Linked DNA regions of Homo sapiens: regions 1 and 2 are each linked to region 3. Evidence: chromatin contacts called from ENCODE Hi-C or POLR2A ChIA-PET data. All regions are on one chromosome and are shown on one strand. Each heading gives the region's core, a stretch centred on a gene start or an enhancer-like site at or near the end of the contact. The rest is flanking DNA. Distances are from core to core; before and after follow the strand shown.

Region 1 (2,700 bases), core at 143-2,642, 370 kb before region 3:
ATCTTGATCTTCGTGGATCAATTCAAATTATTTCCCAGTTCGCATAATAAGAAATCAAAGAATAGATTAAACTGACAACCCTTAAAAGTTTTCACACCCTGAACCTAGTTGTCGAGTTTCTTAAACTTTTGTCTCGCCGTCTTACAATTTCATCTCTCAAATGGAGATGAAGAAAAACACCGAGTGAGATTGTCCACTGAGCTGTGAGTGATCCCAGGTCAGCCTGGTTCTCTGCCAGAAAAGACCAGGTGACATTTACTCTTCCTGTAGAAGTTTCTTTCTCTTGACCCTCAAGGAACCTTCCAGTATATTGTTATACTACTGTAATTCATCAGTAGTTACAATATTTCACTTCCCAAAGGAATCTCTTCCTTGCAAGATGACTACTCTCTAAAGACGCTTTCAAGACCGTCCACTCCTCAATTCCAGGACAGTAAACCTCCCTCGCTAGAGGAGAAAAAGTTCCTGAAAGACAGACCGGAATGGATTTGCTGAACTTTCGTCCCAATCTCAAAGCATGTAGACATCCAAGGGTTCCCAAGGAACAATGAGCTACAGAAGTACAGACTAAACGGGAAAGCAGAGGAAGTATCAGAACAATACCCAAACCAAACACAGCACCGAAAACCCGTGGTAGCCTCTATCATCCCAAACTACCGTCCCCACTTCCCTAGTTTCACCAAGGTCTCAAACTCGGAGAAATGGTACCCATCCCCTAATTTCCTCCCTCAACAGACAACAAACGCGTCATGAAGGTAGCAGCGAGAAAAGCAGCAGGCTCTGGTGGACCGGAGCCGTGATGGCTGGGTGGAAGGAGGCAAGCCAAGGGTTGTGTAAAGAATGGAAAGCTGAGCGATCCTGGAGGAGGGTGGAATTAGGGCGCCCGAGCTAATCCCCCGCGGGGGCCCGCTGGTGGGAAGAGACGGGGGGCGAACCGGCGAGGGGACTGGGGGCACCGGGCTGCGCTGGGCTTCTGGGTCGCAAGAAAGGGGAGCGGAGTCTGGCAGCCCCGCCAGTGGGTGGGTGACGGCGCCTGCCAGGGAGGAGGCTCCGTGCGGAGCGGACGTTTTGGGATTAGAGCGCGCGACCCGCCCTCCTCACGCCGCCCGAGCCCCCCAAGCTCACACCTCAAACCTGCTCTTGGTCACTCCGTTCACGTCCCTCCTCATGGGGCCGGCGGGTGCGGCCCGGGCCGGGCGCTGCGGCGAGCGGAGTGCACAGACCGGGGGCCCAGGACAGGCCCGGGAGTTCCGGGACGGGGACTGGGCGCCGGAGGGGTGACGCCGGGACCGTGGGACGGGAACAAGAGACCTCTCGGCTCCGGCTAGGCCTCCACCACCTCCCGCGGCGCCGGCGGCCGCAACGACTGCTCGTCGCTAGCTCGGCTCTCTCCTCAGCCTCAACTTCAACCCAAAACAAAAACACTCCCCACCTGCCAGCAACGCCGCTGCTCATTGGACAGAGCCGCCCGGGCCTCGGAGCGCCCGGGAGGGGGAGGGGCGGGAGGGGAGGAGCGCGGCGGCGGCGGCGCGAGACCACCCCTCCCCCACACGGGGCCGGCCCTGACGGCGCTCCCGGGAGCAGCCGGTGCGCGGCGGCGGCACGACCCCCTGCGCCTCCGAGGCAGACGAGCCCATCGGGAGAAGGCGAGGCAGGGAAGTGCCTGTGCGTGTGGAAAAGGGGGTCTGTGGGGCGGATGCGAGTGCGCGCGTGCTCGCGGACCAGCGAGGGAGAGTAGAGCAGTACCGCACTCTGCGCGGGGGCCCCTCTTCTGCCCCGTGTCCCCCTCTCCTCCCTCCGCGGGCAAACAGGCACGCACCTGCCTGCACAGAACCTCAGCCTCTGCCCGCGCCCGTCGCCCCTCGTCACTTGTTCCCCAGGATCCTGTAAGGCACCCGCATCCTTCCCGGCCACCCAGCTCCCTTCCCCTGTCACTCACTGTCGCCTTGAACCCAAAGTGCAGCAGGCGGTCCCTGCTCGGAGCCATTTTCCTCCTCTTCTGGATGTGTCTAGATTGGGGCAGTGCGGCTGCCGCCGCGCCTCCGCGGTTGCCGCCGCCGCCGCCTCCCCCGCCTCCCCCGCCCCAGTGCATTACATTACGGGGTGCTGCAGGGAGGCCTGGGGGGCCGGGGCCGGACGCTTGTCTCCCTGTGCATGGCTCGGGAGGGCGAGGGTGGTTGCGCTGAGCAACAGGCCAAGTGCCCGCCCTGGTCCGGGGATGGCTGCGGAGCTGCACCTGAGGCCGGGGGTCGGGGGTGCAGGGCTGGAGCCGGGCAACCCTTCCTTTGGCCGGGGTCGGGGCGCGCGTCCGTGGGGGTGGGGCGGGCGAGACCGAAGAGCCTTTGGTTTTCCTTGCTCGGCCGCCGCCGGCGCCCAATGGGCTGCAGCGCCTGCCTGTCCGCCAATCAGGGCGCTGTTTGGTGAGAGCTTCGGCCTGACGTCACTTTGGCGGGAGAAACAAGCGTGTGTGAGCGAGTAGGCGGGGGCGTTTTCCCGATGGAAACACTTCATCAGACTCCCGGGCTCCTTGTATAGAAGCTGATCTGTGTCATCATATTATATTATGTTTTAACAACTCTGGCCTTCAAGGTCTCAGAATTTATGACCGAATTTCCACGAAGGAATAACACAGGATTTTGTAGTTTTGTTGCCCCTTCTATGAGCAACAAACTACAAAATTATGTCCTAAGAGTGAACTAT
Region 2 (2,700 bases), core at 93-2,592, 330 kb after region 3:
CGCCCTTCCCCGGCCACCAGGTCGTGGGCTGGACCCCGAACGATAGCAGGGCCAGGACAACCTAGGGGAGGAGAGAAGGGAACACGCGTTGCCGGGGCGACCGGGGGGGCGGAGCTCATTATGTAACGAGGCCGGGAGGCAACGACCAATGGGGTGGCAGCCACGGCTTCTGCTGAATGAAAACAAACGCAGCACGTGGGCCCGGCTCTAGAGCCATGTGAGCCCTCCCGGCGGCCGGAGCCCTGTAGGTGCCCTCCCTCGGGCCGGGCACCACGCTCTGGACTCCTCAAGTGTCGCTCCCTCCTGTCACTGAGGATTCCCCAGTGAGATCCGAACGATTCTCCCAGCCCCTCCTTCCCTGAACCCCATCGCGCCACTCTTCTCAGATTCCCTCGCGCCTGCAGGAACTAGAGGAGGGGGAAGACAAGAGGGGAGGGGGTCCGTTTTCTGAGGCCAGGCATACTACAGCTGCAGGTAGTGGACAGATGGGGCCGTTTCGGGGCACTGTTCCAAAGCTCCCAGTCCCCCTAAATTCTTCGCTTCACCACCCGTACCTCCTCTCCATTTCCTCCTGCCCAGGGATTCGAGGCTCAAGGGAGCTTTGGGACTCTGAGGGGTGGTGATGGGGCGTTTCTGAGAGCATTTCCAGCCCGAACAAGCCGCTCTGGAAATCCCACACTAAAGCACCGCAGCACGTTAGCAAATCTCCGGGCCGAGGGACACCCCAGTCCCTTACAAAGTTCCTCTTTTTATAAGGCGTAGATGGAGGTGGGGAGACAGTGACAGGGAAAAGATGATAGTAAAGAAATCTCAGTACCTGTGTTGTTGTTGGAGTCCAGGGTCGTCATGTCTTCACCAGCTGAGAGCGGTCATTCAAACTGGACCTTGACTCAAACTAGAGGTTGCGATCGCCGCTGTTGCCCCCTGGGCACTGGCTAAGGGCGGGGAGTGGACCCCGCGACTCACGATCAGGATCCGAAGCACCCTGCAGCAAGGTCTTGGGGTGGCCGGACTGCAGCCCTGCAGAAGGGTTGGACGTTGAGGCAACGGAGTTCTGCTTTGCATGGGAAGAGCAGAGAGAGTGTGTAGGGGGAATCAGCCTGCAGTAGTTCTGGCTAGAAGGTAGCAAGGAGGGTCGGGTCTCTGCAGTGTACGGGGTGCCTCTGCCTGCCGGCTCCGCAGCGCTGCGGGGTGGCGAATCTGGAGCTCCCGGTGCAAAAGTCCCAGAGGAAGAGAGGTTGCAACCAGGAAGTAAGTAGGTGATGGGGAGAAACGGGGCACCGAGTCGCAAAGAGGCGAGACGTGTGCCCTGCTACGTTCCCTCGGCAGTAATATTTCACTCTGCCAATCTCAGCCGCCTTTTGCCCGAGCCTTTCCCTGGGACAGAGGGCTCTGCGCAGGCGCCAGCAGCCCAGGGTTCCCGGGCCGCACGCGGCACTGGAGCAGGTACCATGTGATCCCAGGGAGCGCCTCGTGCCCCAGTGACACACTTTTCCAACAGCCGGCACGTTGAGCTCTTGCGCGCCTGCGCAACGACAAGACTGTCGGGATTTGTAGTCCACCGACAAAGTGGGCGGACTGCGTGCCTTTCCCCTTTCTGCCTGGCAAAGCGCTTGCCGGGACCTGGGAGGAGCTGAGAGTGGGGTGGGGTGGGGTGCGCTGAAGAGTCAGGGTGGCGTGTTTAGAAAGCCTGTATGGCAGGGGCATGTGAATTTCTGGGGAGGGACTGGCAAGCTTGTTTGCTGTCTGGGAGATCAAAGCTAAGAGGCCCTTTCTGCAAACCTTGCAAACGTGAGGGCTTCACGTGATTGCAGGACTGACCTCGTCCTGAGGTTACTGGTGACCGGGAGAGAGAGAAGCCGGGGAGGGAGATTTCCCTGGAGTCAGGAGCTTAGGCTGCCCTCTGCTTCAGGGCAAAGTCCAGAGAAGGAAAGGAAATGTGACCCCCTTTCCCTTCTACTCGCCTTAGGGAGAACACCTCCAGGGGAAGGAGTTCCCACAGAGGTAGGGATGTCTGTAGGGACTCCCTGTTTGCTTGTATGACACCATTCCACCCACTCCAGTTGACTTTGGGGTGAGTCATTTCCCTTTGTCTGGGAAATAAAAAGGACAACAGAGGGGAACTAATAGTGAAAGTGCTTTGAGGTCCTAAAGTAATGGGGAAGAGGTGAGGCAGGGGGTGGGGGCAGAGTGACACCCCTGCCCCTCGGTGCTGGAGGATAAAATATGAATTCCACAGAAGATTACTACTCAGAGGGGAACATGTAGATCATCTTAAGCCTCCCTCTTTTTACTAGTGGGGAACAGGAAGCTTAGGAGAAGTGACCGACCCAAGGTCAGACGTCCATTGCTAGTTTCATCTGCCCACCCCGAATGGGAAGGTGGGTAGATGTACAAGTGAAATACTGAACAGGGGTTAGAAACAGCCAGCATTGCCGGGTGCTTTGGCTCATGCCTGTAATCCCAGCACTTTGTGAGGCTGAGGTGGGTTGATCACCTGAGGTCAGGAGTTTGAGACCAGCCTGACCAACACGGTGAAACCACGTCTCTACTAAAAATACAAAAATTAGCCGGATGTGGTGGTGGGTGCCTGTAATCCCAGCTAGTCAGGAGGCTGAGGCAGGAGAATCGCTAGAACCCGGGAGGTGGAGGTTGCAGTGAGCCGAGATCGCCATTGCACTCCGGCCTGGGGGATAGAGT
Region 3 (2,700 bases), core at 15-2,514:
GAAACTTTATATCACTAACATAAACGGAAAACCAGAATCACTTTCCACAAGTAGAAGGTAACTATGAAAAATAAAGACAATGAAACAGAGCATTTCATTAAATTTTGATCGGATACTACTGTGAGTACTTGGAGACTAAGATCCCTTCCCCCTTTGTTAAAAACAGAGATTACCAAGTGTGAGATTAGTGTTAAAGACAACTGGCATCAAATTAAGTCTAAATTTTTCTCCTTAGTATGATCCAGGAGACTGAAAGAGAACTGGAAAGAAAATAATTATCCTGCTGTGTGGACCCAGGTTTTTAAATGCTCCATGTGCTTGCTGGCAATTTGCATCCTACATTTGGGGAAACACTGAAAAAAGATAATGCATGGTAGGACCGAATGGTGGGCATTCCGAATGGCCCACTGTAGGGTGTGAATCCGAACCAAGAGCCAAGGCTACCTGCCCTTGAGAAAGACAGGTTTGTGGTTAACGTAACAGCAATGTGTAAGGCAGACCAGAACAGTGAGAAATTGGAGCCAGAAGAACCAGCTAAAAGATCTATTCCCATGAGATGAATTTGTCTTTGCATCCCCACAAGCAGCTGACCTTAAGGCCAACCTGATAGTTTCCAGAGAAATACCTGAGAGAGAAAAAAAATATGCAAACGAAAATACCCTGTCTTGGAAACTCAATGAGAAGCAACAGCAGAGTAGACCTTGGCCAAAGTAATCAATGTTTTTTATTTTCAGTTTCCAGATTGGATATATCTTTGGTCAAGGCCATCTGGAAGACTGAGAACATGAGAGCCAGCTAAGGTCACAGACATTCATTCCCTAGAATGTGACACAGAAATGATGAACTTCGGTTTCTTGGCCTTTTTAAGGTTATTGGTTATTTTCCACTGTGGCCACCTCTATTCATCTCCCTAAATACCAGGGGTCCTTGAGAAACTTTTTCTCTTTTCACCCAACAGAGAGGCTCCAGAAGGTTTCTGGGTGGGGTAGGCACATCACAAACTCTGATTTTATCCTTTCTCCTAAGAGTTTGCTTTACTTAACAAGGCCTACAATTTCACAATCTATACCACCTGCAGCATATGTCAGAAAACAGCTGAGTGCTAAAATTGTAAAAGGCAAAACATTAAGAGGAAGATAAACCCCTGGATGAGTGGAAATATGTGACTGAATTCTGTAGTTAACACAGACCATTGTTCATTGTTAAGGAGATGGGGCAGCCTCAGATGTTCACGTGCATGCAACTTGCAATCATCAGATCCCCTCGTCTCTGAGTTACGGTAACTTGAGCAGTGCAGATGATTATCAGTCACCTGTAGACACGATGACTCAATGTGTATGAAACCCAGAAAGGGTAAACTACAGTAATTGAAAAGCCAACAGCTCACGTTTCTTTAGTAACACACTCATAAAAAAGGTTAGTCAAACCACAAAAGTGTAACTGCTTCCAAACCTGCACGGAGCATCTGGTCCAGCTTCTAGTCAAAATCACACCACGCCTTTGAATGATTCATGATACCAGCTTCAGGCTGAATTAGAGGTCTTCTTCCAACAAAAATACACACGGCAACAGCAAGTCCTAAGTTTAGAAACTAAGGCTGCCTGGTTGGGCCATTCCCTACCTGTGGTTCTTTTTAAAGGTGTCAATGTCTTATATCTTGGCTTTGTTAACTCTAAACTAAGAAACCACCTGACCTGAACTGATGCAATGTGGTGAGGACATATGGTTGTTGGCTTCTAAGTGCCAACTTGGAAGTACAGAATCACAGGCTAGAGCTAAAAGGGCCCTTAACTGAGCAAGTGGATTCAGAACTCTGTCTGCAGGGTTGAGGGGGAAGACCCACCACCCTAATATGTTTACTTCTGGTCTTTATATTTCACAGTACCTTGCACTGTGCCTTATATACAATAATCCCAATAATGATAAGTACTATTTATTGAGCCCCTGCTGTATCCACCGTGCCATCCTAGATACTTTGCATACTGTCTCATTTTACCAGCCCATTAGGGGTTGATACTTTTTTTTTTTTTTTGAGACAGAGTCTTGCTCTGTCACCCAGGATGGAGTGCAATGGTACGATCTCGACTCACTGCAACCTCCGTCTCCTGGGTTCAAGTGATTCTCTTGCCTCAGCCTCCCAAGTGTCTGGGACTACAGGCACGTGCCACTATGCCTGGCTAATTTTTGTATGATACCTTTTAAGGTATGAATTATCATCTCTTAGATGAAGAACCTAAAGCACAAACAGTTTGATTCACTTTCCAAGATTGCCCAGTTGGTGAACAGAGAACCAGGATGTAATCCAAGAGCCCACATATCCCAGTATATGTTTGAGTGTTAACTGATGTTTCCTGGCTGCTACCTTGCCCATGGCTGCACAGCCCCACCACCAGCAGTGACTTCAGGTTTTCTGCTGTGATGGTTCCCATAGCAGAGGGAAAGGGGGCTTAGTGGCAGCAACTGCTTTTTCCACATGGACCAGCACATGCACTCAAGAAGTATATGCTGTGCAGAGTTGTTATGATATCTATAAAGTGCTTAGCAGTGCCAGGCATGTGTAAGCACTCTATTCCCATTATTTGCTTAGCACCATGGTTAGGTGATTTGAGGAATACAACAAAATTGCAATCCACTAGAGGAGATGCAGCATGTACATCATTTCATGACAAATCAGTATCCTTAATGCTACATGGTAGAACA

Evidence for each region. A loop is a pair of places that touch in the nucleus more often than their neighbours do. ChIA-PET counts read pairs that join two places held with the same protein, here RNA polymerase II (POLR2A). Pooled maps may share reads with other maps.
Region 1: a loop to region 3 is called in a pooled map, with 4 times the contacts of the local background. The contact joins the promoter of FBXL20 here to the enhancer-like site in region 3. A Hi-C loop is called at or near these places in 5 of 50 pooled maps. POLR2A ChIA-PET finds 5 or more read pairs at or near these places in 4 of 52 experiments (Panc1, activated CD4-positive, alpha-beta T cell, activated CD8-positive, alpha-beta memory T cell and 1 more).
Region 2: a map of natural killer cell shows a loop between it and region 3 (2.8-fold over the local background). The contact joins the promoter of NR1D1 here to the enhancer-like site in region 3. A Hi-C loop is called at or near these places in 1 of 168 maps with a recorded cell type or tissue (natural killer cell), 5 of 37 single-sample maps with no recorded cell type and 9 of 50 pooled maps. POLR2A ChIA-PET finds 5 or more read pairs at or near these places in 2 of 52 experiments (activated CD4-positive, alpha-beta T cell and activated T-cell).

Annotation. Positions count from the first base shown.
Region 1 is chr17:39,400,234-39,402,933 of GRCh38, forward strand. FBXL20 (F-box and leucine rich repeat protein 20) reads right to left here and starts at 1,393. Exons shown (of 15, transcript NM_032875.3): 1 at 1,128-1,393. The coding sequence starts at 1,169. RefSeq lists silencers at 646-938, 1,003-1,432, 1,463-1,662, 1,693-1,772, 2,023-2,412 and 1 more.
Region 2 is chr17:40,099,247-40,101,946 of GRCh38, forward strand. NR1D1 (nuclear receptor subfamily 1 group D member 1) reads right to left here and starts at 1,343. Exons shown (of 8, transcript NM_021724.5): 1 at 818-1,343. The coding sequence starts at 848. RefSeq lists enhancers at 1-686, 1-589, 590-1,573, 1,039-1,108, 1,589-1,708 and silencers at 1-157, 168-257.
Region 3 is chr17:39,768,792-39,771,491 of GRCh38, forward strand. All of the region lies in intron 7 of IKZF3 (IKAROS family zinc finger 3), which reads right to left. Among named protein-coding and RNA genes, the nearest start is that of GRB7, 32 kb to the left of the region's middle. RefSeq lists a silencer at 1,604-1,673. Within about 2 kb of position 1,265, at least 4 of the 41 ENCODE cell types and tissues checked have a DNase peak (open chromatin) inside an H3K27ac peak, as active enhancers do; they include natural killer cell, where a contact is called at or near this core.